Regions from separate parts of the Homo sapiens genome. Here region 2 is linked to region 1. A link is a loop called in an ENCODE intact Hi-C map of the cell type or tissue named here. Cell type or tissue: MCF 10A. All regions are shown on one strand. Links, peaks and the distances in the headings refer to the core of each region. The heading gives the core; the rest is flanking DNA.

What was found. A loop is a pair of places that touch in the nucleus more often than their neighbours do. Peaks named below come from ENCODE experiments on the same cell type or tissue, not always from the same donor. Only the 100,000 strongest peaks of a DNase experiment are listed, where the experiment ranks them.
Region 2: it touches region 1 in a loop (12-fold over the local background); 4 of 110 quality-filtered maps call a loop at or near these places.

The regions. Positions count from the first base shown.
Region 1 is chr3:137,943,010-137,951,348 of GRCh38, reverse strand. No RefSeq gene overlaps it. Among named protein-coding and RNA genes, the nearest start is that of CLDN18, 63 kb to the left of the region's middle. RefSeq lists enhancers at 2,172-2,840, 4,648-5,149. In MCF 10A, for the core only: a CTCF peak has its summit at 4,802 (motif pointing right); a DNase peak (open chromatin) is centred at 4,788.
Region 2 is chr3:138,047,634-138,055,972 of GRCh38, reverse strand. It overlaps LOC105374128 (a long non-coding RNA gene), which reads left to right and starts at 213. Exons shown (of 2, transcript XR_001740930.2): 1 at 213-1,467; 2 at 6,645-8,339. RefSeq lists an enhancer at 8,297-8,339. In MCF 10A, for the core only: CTCF peaks have their summits at 3,612 (motif pointing right) and 6,266 (motif pointing right); a DNase peak (open chromatin) is centred at 3,602.

The DNA of each region.
Region 1 (8,339 bases), core at 202-8,201:
TGGTTTTATTTTAGGTTGATCTTTAAAAAATTCTTATAATCTTTATACTTTAATTGGTAAATGTAATCTGCTTACATGTATTATGATGCTTAATATATTGGCATTAACTCCACCATCTTATTTTGGGTTTATTTTTTGCCATCTGCAGATGCAGGCAGGCAAGCCATTTCAAGAAAAACCTGGTGAATTAACTCATGGAGAAAGATTTACCAGGAGTGATTTAGGGTATTCCAGCCACTCGTATAATTTTACTTTCTTGCCAATGCTTGATTTTTTTGAAGAAATAAATCTGTTCATTCTACTATGGGAAAGGGAGAAGATGCAAAAGTTGATGTATGGAGGTAAATTATTTTTTTTCTCTCAGTCACCAAAAGCAAATGACAGTTGGTAGATTACTGATGATGATTGTTAGGATCAGTCAGCCATTCAGCCAGAAGGTGTTTGTTGAGTATCTACTATGTGCTGGGCATTGTGTTGGTGCAGGGATATAGTGATGCACAAGACAAACATTGTCCTTGTTTTCATGGAGAAAGTCAAGAAGGAAATGGTTATTAGCAAATAAGGCTCAACCTGGGTTCCCTGGGCTAAGAGTCACAGGAATCCAGGCATGGAAGGGTGTGGTGAGCAGAATGTTGGCCCCTGGCTTTCAGACTCTGGTGTTATGCCATGGGGTGAAACATAATTAAGGTTATCAATCAATGGACCTTAAAATAGGGGAGATTATCCTGGATTATCTAATTGAGTCTAATTTAATCATATGAGTCCCTAAAAGCAGAGAACTTTCTTTGGCTGGTGGCACAAGAGGAAGGCCAAAATGGAAGTCAGAGAAATGTGGCAGGAGAAATCAGAGCCAGATATTTGAAGCATGAAAAGAATTGCATATGCTATTGCTGTTTGAAGGCGAACGTGGCCCTGTGACAAGGAAATGGGGACTTCAGTCCTACAACCACTAGGGACTGAATTCTGCTAACATCAGTGAGCTTGGAAGAGGACCTCGAGCTCCAGATGAGAATCAGAGCCCCCTGATTTTAGACTGGTGAGACCCTGAGTAGAGAATTCATCCACACTGTGTTGGACCTGTAGAAACCATCTATCCATTCACACTGTGTTGGACCTATAGAAACCATCTATTCATCCACACTGTGTTGGACCTATAGAAACCACCTATTCATCCACACTGTGCTGGAGCTATAGAAACCACCTATTCATCCACACTGTGCTGGAGCTATAGAAACCACCTATTCATCCACACTGTGCTGGAGCTATAGAAACCACATATTCATCCATACTGTGCTGGAGCTATTGAAACCACCTATTCATCCACACTGTGATTGACCTATAGGAACTGTAAGATGATAATTGAGTATTGTTTTAAGCCACTAAGTTGGTGTAATTTGTTACAGCAGCAATAGGAAACTGATGCAGAGGGTGTAATTCTCCTGAACCAGAAGTGTCACTAGCCATTCCTCATGAGTCTTCCAAACTGCCCTTTGCTATCCTGGCACTCTGGTCAGGTCTCTACTGCTATTCCATGTCAACATGCAGTGTAGTGGTTGTGTTTGCAGGCTTCAGAGCCAGACCACCTGGGTTTAAATCCAGGAAATCCAGCACAGTGGTATGATCTGGACAAGTTTTTAAATGATCTGTACCTTAGTTTCTTCATTTGTAACATAAGGATAATAATAGCACCACCCTCACTGAGTTGTAGACAGGATTAAATAGTCAGTACGTGTAAAGGGCTTAGAAGAATGCTCGGCATGACATCTAAATAGGCCCTCACTGATAGCTGCTACTACGACTGCTAGGACTTCTATAGTTATTCATCTTGAGTCCCACTCCAAAGCCCTCAGTCATGAAGCATGAGAGAAGACCTTCCTCAAGTTTCTACTTATTAATTTTCCAAACTTCTCTGAAAAATGCTCTGTTTGCATTTCTGCAAGCTAAGGATGTTCCTTAGAGACTTTCAGTGCTTTCTGATGTCTGACTGGAGAAAGATAGTTTCTTTCCTGGACCCATTACCATATTTCCAGCACAGGCATAATTTCAGATACTGTGGCTAGGAACATAATTTGGAATTTCTTTACTACTCACTGGCTGTTTGATTTCGGACAAGTTAACGTTTCAGAACCTTAGTTTTCATATGTGGAAGCTGAAGATATTAAATGCAGTGAGAATTAAATGAAGTAATGTAAAGTGCCTAGTACAATGATTTTAAGTAGAAGATATGATTATTAGTGTCATTTCCAGGAACAATTTTTGAGGTTAACTCTAAGTTTTGCCCTAAGCTGAGCCCTGGGGCACTGTATCCAAGAACCCACTTTTGGGCAGGGGAATAGCCTCTGGACCCATCTCCCTCCTAGGGACACACAGCTTGTCAGGGTTCCTCTTCATTTAGCCTGCAGATAGCCATTGCCATCTGAATTTCACAGCAGGAAGTTGATCTAGATAGCCTTTGCCAGCAGTAGACCCTTTTAGGTGCAAGTTGCCCAGTGTGAGATCCCTAATCACCTTCTTTGAAGATGAGGATGATGGCTCAGCTGCATGTAAAGACCTCTGTGGGTCAATGTGCTTGCTTTAACATTGAGTATTTTGTTGCCACTTTGTTCCTTCTGTCTTCAGATGCCAGTGAGGTACTTCTCCAGCATTAATAAGCACATAGTGAAACTTGAGTCCCAGGGTCAAGTAGGATTAAAATTGAGTGACTTTTGGCTTCACTACTTGTGCACTTGCTGGGCTGGGCTGCACCAAGCAGGCTGGAGCTACTTCTGCAGAACATTGCCTTAAAGTGTCAGGAATAAACAGGCATGTGCCTGGCGGATGTTGACTCGCACTACCACATTCCCTCTTTCTAGCTCTCCTTGATGGTGGAAGTGTCTGTGGTTCTGACAGATGGCACAGCGCTGGGGGATGCCTGGGGATAGTGCTACTCCCCCATTTCTGTGGGAAGCCAGCCCAGGAATTCCTCTTCATCTGACCTGGTGTGGATGTCTGTGAGGTTGGAGCTCTCTGACAGTGGTGCCTCTCATCAGAGGCTGCTTGATTCCCTGTCCCATCTCTACTTCTCCACCAGCTATGCTTTCTACAAATGCATGTGTCTCCTCTGGATGGGACACTGCTTCTCAGGCTTGTTGTTGGCCATCAGTGCCAGGCTCAGAGTAGATGCAGCATTGACAAGGGGAATATGTGAGTCAGCAGAGCCCAGTAAGCAGCCTATAAACCAAGCTGGTGCCCTCAGGGTTTCCAAAGGTGTAGCTGAGCTGCTATCAAGAGTCCTGTCAAATTGGGAAGAACATGCTGACAACTTGTTTTAACATAAGTACGTGCTCTGCATTGGGTCTTTCCCATGTTCTTCATTTGTGCCATAGAAATTCCTTCTTTCACCTTTAAACAACTTCAAAAATATTCCTAATATAAATGCATAGCTTTTCTTAAAATCCTGACAATTTGGCTGGGCACAGTGTTTCATGCCTGTAATCCCAGCACTTTGGGAGGCTGAGGTGGGTGGATCACAAGGTCAGGAGTTCAAGACCAGCCTGGCCAATATGGTGAAATTCTGTCTCTACTAAAAAAAATACAAAAACTAGCCAGGTGTGGTGCTGCACGCCTGTAGTCCCAGCTACTCGGGAGGCTGAGGCAGAAGAATCACTTGAACCCGGGAGGCAGAGGTTGCAGTGAGCCGAGACTGCGCCACTGCACTCCAGCCTGGGTGACAAAGCAAGACTCCATCTCAAAAAAAAAAAAAAAAGAAAAAAAATCCTGATAATTTTATAAAAACATTACTGCATTTATTGACTGTCTACACTTGCCAACTCCTTTACACACTATCTCACTGAATCCTCACAAACCCAGGTGAGACAGTGCTTCTCTCAGCTTACAGATGAAGAAACAGAAGCACAGAGGATTAAGTAAGTTGCTCAAAATCACACAGTTAGAAATTGAGGTGCAGAAAAGTCAAGAAATGTGCCCAAGGTCATGTAACTCTTAAATGCTATCATGGGGGCCTGAACCGAGGCCACTTCCACTCACACTTCATTGGCTCACTGGAATCACGTGGTGATGCCTGACTTCAAGAGGGGAGTGAATGCAATTCTGCTATGAGCCTGGGCAGTTTCCTTATAGTAAAGAGGTTATGGTAATCATTACATCTATTTCATAGGAGTGTCATAAGAATTCAATGAGTGATTGCATATTAAATGCTTGGCACAGAGTTAAGTCCTTATTAAATATCAGCTGTTAATATTCTCCCTATGGGATGAGCAATTTGACATATGCAACTGTGTGGATTTATTTTCCTTCTGCATAAAGTTGACTAAATGTCTCCTAAATATTAGACCATGTGCAAGGTGGTTAGGGCTATGAAAATGGACAACAAAGGAGCCACTGTATAGCAAGGATAAGTTGAAAGCTGTTTTAGTTCTGATTCCCAATCTTGGTACATGCTAAGATATACCAGAGAGGATTCTGAAATCTTACAAAGAACATAGAGTTTGCCTACCAGTTTTGGCTTATTTTATGTCACTGACACCTTTAAGGTATTGCCAAGTTTGTGATGGTAGTTGTGAGATTTATTTATTCTCTGTTTTAAATTAGACATTTATCCCACAGTTCACCTAATGTTTGCATTTTTCTTAGTTTGCCCTTCCCTGTGGCATCCTAATAGGATGTGACAATACAGCTCGCCTGTTACATGGTTGAGTTCTGAAGATTGCATTTCATGTTTCCAGGAAGCCTTCAGGCCCCGGGGCTACTTTCTTGGAGGAAATCAAATCATCTTATGACCACTAGAGGGCAGTAGCAACTTACGGATGCAATAGGACAAACAATCCCCCCTTCGCCCCGCCCCCGCAAAGGTAAGTTGCAGATGATCGGCTAAAACTGGCACTCATTTAACAGATGAGGAAACTGAGTCTCAGGGAGGGCAAATTGTTTTTTCAAGATCACACAAAAGATGAGTGGTAGGTTTGCATCTGGAAGCTGATTCAAAGTTTGAAACTTAATTACAAATGCTACCGTAAAACAGAAAATCAAATTTAGGCATCAGAACTTAAAGAATTTGTAGTAGATGAAAAATAGTCATATCGCTGGCAAAAAAGGAAAAAAAAAAGAAACAAACAAAAGAGAAAAAAGAAAGTGAAGACTAAATATTTTGCTTATTCTCATGCGTGCCTAGAAAGGACATCCTGGGACTCCACCACTGGTGAAGAAAATCTTAACAATCTAGGGGAAGAGGCTGTTACCAGAGCAGCATCTGAAAGCCAGGACATTGCAAGCGAAAGGTGGCTTCTGGAGGGGAGACTTGGTAGGGAGTCATCCTAGTAGTTATAGGTTATCACAGGCCTAGAATGATCAGGGATAAAGGAACCCACACCTACATTCCAGGCTGGCATCCCTGGACATTCAAGAAAGGTTCAAGTTAATGCCCCAGCCAAAGCTCTGACCATCTTAGTGCTATGATGAGAATATGATTTTAAGGCAATATCGTTTTAGCTAGAGATCCAATACAGTCATTGTATAACATAGCTGAGTCTCCTCCAAAGTGGACAATTTTTCCCTATGAGCAACCTACACCTGGGAAATGCTTAGCCAGGATCCATCTGTATCAATTAGAATTAGATCTGGCTATTAAAAAACAGAGACCCAAGGCCTGGTGTGGTGGCTCACGCCTGTAATCCCGGCACTTTGGGGGCTGAAGTGGGCGGATCACCTGAGGTCAGAAGTTTGAGATCAGCCTGCCAACATGGTGAAAACCCCTGTATCTAATAAAAATATAAAAATTAGCCGGGTGTGGTGGCAGGCACCTGTAATCCCAGCTACTTGGGAGGCTGAGGCAGGAGAATCATTTGAACCCAGGAGGCAGAGGTTGCAGTGAGCCGAGATCACACCACTGCACTCCAGCCTGGGTGACAAAGTGAGACTTCATCTAAAAAAAAAAAAAAGAACAACAACAACAACAACAACAACAACAAAAACCCAGAGACCCAAAATAGCAATGATCCAAATAAGACAGAATTTATTTGTGTCTCTTGAGGGTCCAGAGACAGGGAATCAAGGGAAGGTATGTAGCTCTGCTTCACAAAGTCCTCAGAGACCTGGCCACCTCCATCCTGTTGGTCACACATGTGGCCTTATTTGCACAATCACCTCATGTCCCAGGAGGGCTATAGCAGACTCTGACATCATGTTGCATTCTGGTCATTAATGAGGAAGGGATGAAGAAAAGGATAAAGGATAAGTAGCAGTCATCTATTTAGGAAGATTAGGTTCCTGGGAATGTTATGTGAAACATCTGCCCACAATTCATTGATTAGAGCTTGGCCACATGGCCATGACTCCTGCAAGGGAGGCTGGAAAACATAGTGTTTATTCTTAGCGATTACTCTGCTCAAGTAAAAATTATGGTTTTAGTATTATGAAAAAAAGGGAACATGGATATTGACGAGTAGTAACTGAAAATCTTTGTGCAGTAGACCTGGGCATGAACCACCCAGATTCCTCTTCAATGAAGGACTTGCTTTCTGGGTGTACCAGGAAGTGTGGTTAGCAGGTGACTGTCAGTTGTGAGTACCTTCAAGGGTTGGCCTCAGCTGTAAATAGCTGAGGTTACAACTTCCCTAACAGCCAACATCCAGTGATTTAACAAGGTGGCAGTATAAAGGCCCAACATTTCCAGCCCAATCAGACCTGCATTGTAAGCTAATCCTGCTTTCACCCCTTCCTTTCAAAGGTATTGGTCCCCAATGAGCACCTTACACCTTAAATTTTGTCTCCCCATCTGCTTCCAGAGAACCCAAGCTGGAATGGTTGGTACCAGTAATGGCTGGTTAAAGAGTGTCGGCAATGAGATACCGTTTTGGAGTAGGATTATTCACCACCTGTCTGTAGTGAGGAGCTTATCACTGTTGGTGGGTGATCACAGACAGCATCTGGTATAAGATGGAGGTCCAACTGTTAAACAGTGGTGAATTGGGGGTATTGTACAGTGGAAAGGAATATACTAGCAGACAAGATGTGTCAGGCTGTTTGAAAGGTATGAAGAAACAGGAGCTCTAAGGGTAACAGTATTGGATAGCTATTGCTAAGTGCCAGTGATAGCCTACACTAAGATAATGAACAGTGCAGGACAAGTAGCAGGCAATTGAAAGGCAGGTGTGAAAGCCAAAGAGTCTCCTTGGTTATATACAAAGAAGCCCCCTTGTCTTGCTTGAAGAACAAGAGGAAGCCAAGGATCAAGCTTAGAACCTTATAGGTTCAGTGGCTGAATATCAAAGAAAGTTAAATGTCCACTTAAAGCAGATCTGTTATGCCGGAGTTAGGGCCCTGATTAGGAAATCCTAGGACTCTGACACATGAGATAAAGACATCTGGGCAATGCTTCTAAGCATTTTGGCTTCCTAGACTGCCTTGAAACTTCTGAGGCTGCAAAAGTGGCTGAACACTCTCTGGTAAGTGCTAGCACTCCTCTGTGCTGGAAGAGGATGCAGACACCTCTTCTCCAAAAGGCAGTGGGTACCACCCCCTCAGAATCCACTCCTACTTCCCCTCTTGGGGATTAGGCCTATAAGCAGGGTTGGTCTCAGTACATCCCAGCTGAGAATGTGCTGGTCCTGATAAGGAAGCAAAAATATTCTACTTTTAAAAGGCTGCAAGATGTAGTCAATGTATCCTGGGACTACATTCTGAGAGTGTTTGATCAGGGGGCCCAGAACATAAATTGAATAGGGAAGACTTTGTTGACTTGGAAGTACTCTCCTGACATTCAGGATTTAACATCCTGGCAAGGACCCCTGACTAAGTAAGAATTTGCTACTAGGATGGCTCCTGGAAGCATGAAAGAAGCAATGCACTATGCTTAGAAAAGTTTAAATGCCAGAATTGCGTTGGCAGATGGTGGATAAAGGGATTAAACAGCTCAGGAAAGTGGGCATGCTAGAATAGGTATACTTTGCACAGCTGGAAGGCTAGCCAAATGGCTATGTTCCAGCATATTCTTTTTGGTCTTCTTAAATGAGGCCACATCATTTAAGAACAGCAAAAGAAATGTGCTGGTGAGGGGCCTACCTGAGGGTGGAGGGTGGGAGGAGGGTGAGGATTAAAAAACTACCAGTCAAGTACTATGCTTTTAACCTGGGTGATGAAATAATCTGTACACCAACCCCTTGCAACACACGATTTACCTGTATAACAAACCTGCACATGTATCCCTGAACCTAAAACAAAAGTTAAAAAAAAAAAAAAAGAAATGCATTGGTGAGAGGGCCTTTGGCATCACTAAGATGTTCAGTGGTAGCTATCCCCTATAGGCTGGAGCCGATGATAAAAGATGTTATAAAATTTGACTC
Region 2 (8,339 bases), core at 302-8,301, 100 kb before region 1:
CTGTTTTCCATTTTATTTTCCCACTGACAATGCACAAATGTTCCTATTTCTCCCCATCTTTGCTGACACTTGTTATTTTCTGTTTTTAAAAAAATATCAGCCATCCTAATGGATGTGAAATAATATCTCATTGCAGTTTTGATTTGCATTTCCCTAATGATTTGTGATGTTGAGCATCTTTTTATATGCTTGTTGGCCATTTGTGTATCTTCTTTGAAGAGATGTTTATCCAAGTCCTTTGCTTATTTTAAAATTGGGTTATTTGGGTTTTTTGTTGTTGAGTTATAGGAGCTTTATATATTGTGGGGTTAGATATGATTTGCAAATGGTTTTCTCTCATTTTATAGGTTGCCTTTTACTCTGTTCATTTTGTGTTTTGATGCAGAATTTTCAATTTTTATGTAGTCACGTTTATCTATTTTTACTTTTATTGCCTGTGTTTTGGTGTCATCTCCAAGAAATCCTTGCCAAATCCAATGTTGTGAATATTTCTCCCTATCTTTTCTTCCAAGAGTTTTATAGCTTTAGGTCTTATATTTAGGTCTTTGATCCAGTTAAATTTTGTATATGTTATAAGGTGGGGAGGGGGGAGGTCAAATTTCGCTATTCCGGACATGGATATCAAGTGTTCCTAACACCATGTGTTGAAGAGACTGTCCTTTTCCCATTGAATGGTCTTAACACCCTTGTTGAAAATCATGTGACCATATATGCAATTTTTATTTCTGGGGTCTCTATTCTACTCCATGGGTCTACATGTCTGTCTTTATACTAGTACTACACTATTTTGATTATTATAGCTTTGTCATAAATTTTGAAATCAGGAAGCATGAGACCTTCACTTTTGTTTTCCTTTTTCAAGATTGTTTTGGCTATTCAGGGTCCCTTGAGATTCCATATGAATTTTAGGATAGATTTTGCTATTCCTGCAAAAAATGTTGGGATTTTGATAGAGATTGCATCACATTTGTAGATTATTTTGGGTAGTATTTACATCTTAACAATACTAAGTCTTTCAATCCATGATCACATGATGTGTTTCCATTTATTGGTGTCTTCTTTAATTTTTTCCAGCAATGTTTTGAAGTTTTTAGTGTACAAATCTTTTGTTTGCTTGATTTGGTGTATTATTATCTTATTCTTTTTGATGTTATTATAAGTGGGATTGTTTTCTTAATTTCTTTTTCAGATTGTTCATTATTAATGTATAGAAATGCAACTGATTTTTGTGTGTTGATTTTGTATCCTTTAACTTTGCTGAATCCATTTATTGGTTCTAACAGTGAGCTATTCTTAGTCATGGAAATTTTATCATATGTTTTACCATCTTGCAAGACACAGATACTCTGATTATTTTTCTCTTTTAGAATTTTATATTGGCTATTTTTCAAATTTGAAATCACATCACATTCTTGTGAGGCCATCCCAATCTCCACATATGGATGAACGCATGGAATGCTCTGATGGGTAGGTGCCTTCATGAATTCTAATTAGAAATCTTCTTTGAAGTTGAGTCTTGAACCTTAGTTGTGGGCATCTTCTGAATACTTCTAAGCAGAAAGTCTCATTTCTCGCAATTCTTCCTGTTCTGGATTCTCATTAGGCTAGTTCTCTGTAATGCAGGAGTATAGTCCCTGGTAGTGTGAGGTAGCATTGTGCTATAGGCTGTTAACAAAAAGTTTTGCAGTTGATCCAAGGTTGCTAACTTTTATTTTGCCAAGTCAGCACATAAAATAAAGTATGCAACAATCACCATCATTTTATAAAGGACACTTTAATACCAGAAGAGTAAGAAGATAAGACTCTCCAAGAATGGACAATTGGCCTCATACTTTGTCTTAGACAAATGAAAATTTAGCAATGGACCAGCTCTGGCCCACAGCCTAGCACTTGGGAGCTGCTGCACTGGTTTGTGTCTTTGGACCATACCAGCTCTTCCCTTCCATGACTGCATGGTTCAATATAAAAAGGGAAAATTTAATTAGCTATATTTTCTGAGGTAAACTGAAGAATGTCCTGAACTTATACATATAGGGATAACATTGATTGGAAATATATAATAGGTTTATAGTGACAACCTGAAAAAGGTTTTTATCACCTGAAAACCTGAGCCCACAATTTAGGAAGTAGAAGATGCTCTGGTCTTGTGGCTGGAACCTAGTAGTGGTGTGTAACTGAGATAAAGATGAAGACCATTTTCAGCTTTAGAAAATCCAAAGTGAATTACATATTTATAATAAGCTGACTCACATGCTATAACCAAATTCTAGGCTTTTAGGGAATCTAAGTAAAGTAACCTCTAAAATCAACAGAGCATCAAGTGTGATTCTGCACTTTTCTTCTCTTCCCCGTGTCTCTCATTGCCAGTTTCTTCTTTCTTTCTTTCTTTCTTTTTTTTTTTTTTTTGAGATGGAGTCTCACTCTGTTGCACAGGCTGGAGTGCAGTGGCCTGATCTCGGCTGACTGCAACTTCTGCCTCCTGTGTTCAAGTGATTCTCCTGCCTCAGCCTCCTGAGTAGCTAGGATTACAGGCATGCGCCACCATGCCCAGTTAATTTTTGTATTTTTAGTAGAGATGGGGTTTTACCATGCTGGCCAGGCTGGTCTCGAACTCCTGACTTCAGGTGATCCACCTGCCTCGGCCTCCCAAAGTGCTGGGATTACAGGTGTGAGCCACCGTGCTTGGCCTCACTGCCAGTTTCTGAGGGGAGCTGCGAAGGTCCGCTAAGTCCTCTCCAGGCTTAGGTGGAAAGGATGTGGAAGGAATTGTCCTGCACCTGTGTGGCCTTCTCTACATCTGTGTTCATGCTTGTGTCTGTTACAAAAGGTTGCAAGCCTATCTCCCTGCTGGATGTAAAGATGCAGGCTCAACGTTTAGCATAGTCGACAGAAAACAGAGCTGCCAGTGGAGACACTAACATGTGTTAAGTTCTTTGGGAAGGAGGTGTCTCTGATGCTTATATCACTTGCATCTGCCCATAGCAGACACTCATCATCTGATAAGCTGAACTGGGCCAATTCCAAGGCAGTAATTGTGCCAGGAGTGTCTTCATGTATTATTCCACCTAATGACAAGACAAGCGAGAAGAGCTAACCTAAGCAGGGAGCCAGAAAGAAAAATGTTTCAAAGGGATAGAGAGGACTTTAAGTAAAGCTTGGGGGCGGCGGGGGTAATATAAGGACCTGATCCAGAAAAGATGGGATGAGCTGAATTGTTCTTCCATTGGCAATAGCTGACCATTGTTAGGCTTTTGTGGAAGAGGAAGCTGCATTTTGTACTCAATAAACTATCAGTGCAATGGATCAAATGATTGGTATGAAAGAATAGAGAAGTGCCCATTGATTCTGCGATTCTGACCTCAATCAGGGATCTTAGAGAGGAGATCAGTGAGAACTTAGACCACATAGCTGATCACTAAGGGTTCATTGAACCCACAGATCCAACGGCCTTTTCTTTGGTAAATTGAGCATAATAGTCACATGGAGGGAGTGCTTTGGGTTCCCCGAGTGAAGGTGATGGGCTGGTTTAAAAGCTGCCACTGCTTCGGTTTTATTTTGTGCATGTCCAGCCAACAGGTGCCTTCCACACGGTGGCACTGTGGGCCACAAAGTGAATGGCTACACAGGCACTTTTTAATGACAGGCTAACTTCACTGTAAGAAATAAGTGGGGCTCCTCCAGCCTGCACCACCACTCATGGTTTGGCAGGACTTGATGAATTGTCTTATTCATCCAGGCAACTCTCCCGTGATTAAAAAACAAAACAAAACACAAAACCCCCAACATTTAAAGATAGAAAATGGAGCAGGACAGGGTATGGCCTCTCTTGCTTTCCTGCATACCCTTGTGTTGCCACGGCCCAGCTGAGGTCCTTGCACAGAAAAGGCAATCAACAAATATTGATGGGTTTCACAACCTGTACCTGCACTCAAGGAGCCTCACTATTAGGAGCTTTTCCGCAGCCTGGAAATATCCAGCATGCATGGCAATCCCACACTGAAAGGTCCTTATGACCCTGTTGCTTCCTCAGCTGCTGTACCATTTCTGTCATTTTGTTTGTGGATACATCTAATTGATTTGTCTATACCGGCTGAATCCTTTTCCTCATTCTGCCAGTTTCTTATATATATTCACTCTTAACTGAATCTGAGCTTTGGCTGACATGCCCTTGAACTGCCCTTGAACTATTCCTCACTCCTCAACTTCCCAGCACATATGCATACCACCACTATTTATTTTCTTTCTTTCTTTTCTTTTCTTTCCTTTTTTTTTTGAAACAGGGTCTTGCTCTGTTACCCAGGCTAGAGTGCGGTAGTGCAATCACAGCTCACTGCAGCCTCAACCTCCCAGGCTCAAGAGATCCTCCTCCTGCCCCAGCCTCCTGAGTAGCAGGGACCACAGATCCAGATAACTTTTTATTTTTTATAGAGATGGGGGTCTCCCTATGTTGCCCAGGCTGGTCTTGAACTCCTGGGGTCAAGTAATCCTCCCATCTGAGCTTCCCAAGGTGCTAGGATTATAGGTGTGCACCACTGTGCCTGGCCCCACTGCAATTTTCATTATCTCTGCCATCATCACTACCACCTCCACCTCCACCACCATCATCACCACCACTACCTCCTCCACCTCCACATCCACCACCATCACTACCATCACTCCACTACCACCATCACCACCTCTACCACCACCACAACCACCACCTCCACCACTACCACCTCCACCTCCACCACCACCATCACTACCATCACTCCATTACCACGATCACCACCTCTACCACCACCATCACCTCCACTACCACCTCCACCTCCACCATCACTACCATCATTTCACTACCACCACCACCACCACAACCACCACCTCCACCACTACCACTAACACCTCCACATCTACCACCATCACTACCATCACTCCATTACCACCATCACTACCTCTACCACCACCACAACCACCACCTCCACCACAACCACTTCCACCTCCACATCTACCACCATCACTACCATCACTCCATTATCACCATCACTACCTCTACCACCACCACAACCACCACCACTACCACAACCACCTCCACCACTACCACTAACACCTCCACATCTACCACCATCACTACCATCACTCCATTACCACCATCACCACCTCTACCACCACCACAACCACCACCTCCACCACAACCACTTCCACCTCCACATCTACCACCATCACTACCATCACTCCATTATCACCATCACTACCTCTACCACCACCACAACCACCACCACTACCACAACCACCTCCACCACTACCACTAACACCTCCACATCTACCACCATCACTACCATCACTCCATTACCACCATCACTACCTCTACCACCACCTCCACCACAACCACTTCCACCTCCACCACCACAGCTATTACCACCACCTCTACTACCCCTATTACCATTATTACCACCCTCTTACCACCACCACCATCACTACCACCACCTCCACAAACACCATCTCCATATATTTATGCAAGTAATCTGAACGTTGTTGCCTATTTGTGAAAGTAGCTTCCATTGTAGAATGGGTGAAAGAAACTGAAGATGGAGGACAGGAGCTCCAATTAAAATTCTAGCAGCCACAAACTTGTTTTATGACCTTGGGAAAGTCATGGAACCTTTTGTTTTCTCATCTGTGAAGTGAGGAGGCTGGCAGAGTCAGTCCCCTAGACTTACAGCATATATAATTCCATGAATGCTGCAGGCTTTAGAAATTTACTTGTACCTTTAAAAAGGTTAGTCAATTTACTAATTATAACCTGAAAGTCTTTTTGATATTTAGAAAATCCTCTTGCTTTTTCTTTGTTCTTTGAAAATTTAGAGCTGCCTCATTTCATAATGCCTGAAGCCTATATTTATAATCAGCATCTATTTCATGGTTCCGAGCCGTTTTTCACATAATTGTCTTTTTTTTTTTTTTTTTTTGCTTTAGAATTAGTTCTTTTGTGGCTAATGTATAGCAGAAACAAAATGACTTTTGAAAAAGCCCTTCAGGAATTATGGGGTTCGCTGCTATATCATTAGGGGCCCACACAGCTCTGCGACAGAACTGGGTCTTAGAAGGAGAAGGCAGCCCTGTTCTGGGAGACGGAGGCAGGGGGTGTTTGCAGATCTGCAGTGGGCGTAGATGGTGGTTTGAGGGTGGCCTGGAAGAAGCCAGAAAATGGTAGTCTGGACTTGAGAGAGGAGAGGGATGAGGTGTGTCCAGGGAGGTCTGCAGGGGGCAGTAGATCACAGAGCACAGGGAGGATGAGCGCGGAGGGTGCAGGTGACAGCTCTGTTGCTATGTGGGGCACTCTGGGCCCTTCGGCAGGGAACGTCACCTTACCTAGGACCCCCAGATTAGTAGATCTAGGTGCATTTGGGCTTCACATGTCATGCTGGTGACATCATTGCTTACTTGCGATGTTGAGTCACATGTCAGCCTCCTGTGGATGTTGGCTTCCAGCAACTCCCTCTAATCTTGTTGCTGTGCTTTGTTGTTGAGACCAAATACAAATCCTACCCAGAGTATGCAGAGAATCTGAATGATAATGTTCTGGTCTTGTTAAATTTGCCATTTGAAATTTCATAATGTAAATGTAGCATGACACATCTACCAATCATGTCTTCTCTTTGACTTTTTAGGCCTTAACCCCCACATTCCTAGAATGTGATTTCTTTCAATGTTGACATACCCCTGCCTTCCACACACAGCCATCTGCAGGCCGGCTAGGCAAAAGGCCTGTGGATGGAGTGAGAAGAGCAAGATATGTCCATTGTGCAAGGCATGCCCAAACATTTTCCACCATGGCTTAAAACTGAAGCTGGAGAGCATGATGTCACCATGTCAGCTGGAGGCAAGAAAGGACATTGGTTGGAAGGGACCACTGGTGTTGCAGAGCAACAGTCTCGAAGGCTCTCGGAGGCTATGGCTGAGACCACCCCCAGAGGCCTGCTTCATATGTGGCATGAAGCCCGTGAGGTGTGGGGAGACTGCCCTGGGAGTCAGAGTTGGGCACGCACAAGGTGAACGATGCCTGCTGCCATTGGATGTCATAGACCTGAGGCAGCACTGTGAACAGAACATGGAAGGGTGAGAGTGGATGCATGGGTCCACACATGTGACAATGGGCTTTTGATAGCCCAGAGTTCTGAACTTATTCTGTGAAAAATGTGAGTGAGAGTCACCCTAAGTCAGACCTTCAGCACCATTTTAGGCACCCATACCCTAGGATGCACATCGTGGGATTCGTACTCTGGGATCCACACCTTGGGATCTCACCCTGGTAAGCCCACCTCCCCTTTGTGTTTCTCAAGCCACAAGTGAGTGGTGCTGCCACAGGGTTCTCCATCTAAGGCACGTCCACCTGGGGTATCAATTTTATTTGAATATCTGAGGGGATAAAATTAAGCATTTTAACTGGGAAATAACTTTATCTTTAAACAGTTACAACAGATATAGATGTATTTTGAAGCAGAATGCAACATGCACAATACTTCATACTTAGAGCTGTCCACTTGAGTCCTGGTCCTGCTGGCCTTGCAAGGACATAGGCTATTTCCTCTATGTATTTTTAAAAAATTTATTATCATTATTAACATATAATTAATATAATATAACTTCAGCACGTTAAGGTATACAATTCAGTAGTTTTCAGTATATTCATAATGTGCAACTATCCCCACAGTTCCCCTGTGTTTAAGGGTCCCTTTCATGGAAAGGTTCAGGAAGTGCTGCCTGCCGATGCCACTCTGCCTCCAGAGTAGAATTTGCAGCATCAGTGACAGGAGATAGGGAAAAACCTTTATTAGAGGAGGACTGGGTGTCATGGGGCTGCATTTTCAGCTCCTATCAAGTCCTTCCACTTAGGCAACTCTCCTTCTTTCTATTTGGGAGGCAGACCATTGCTTCGTGTGAGAGCTTGAGTATTCATGCTGTGATGTGTGGATTATCACCCAAAGAAACAAGGATGGAGTTTTCCTGCCATCGACATCACTGACTCACAAAGGACAGCTTAGAAACTGTGAAGACTCCTGAGAGACTAGAAGGGGCTGGACTTGCTTTTAATCAGGTTTCAATGCAGAGACGGGTGTCCTGTCAGTTCCCTTATTCAGAGACACGTTTGTTGTGGCATTAATAAACAAAGTCAGCATTCCCTGGAGACCAACAAAAGCCTGATCCAATGTGAGTTTGTGCGTTTCTGTAAAGATTTGTGGTGGGATTCCAGGCAGTATAAATAATAGTCTTCTACTCACTGCAGATACCTTGACTATTCCTGGGGGCCAGATCCTTGGTTATGTTTTTGTTTTAAATCACATTTTATGCAAATTCACAGGCAG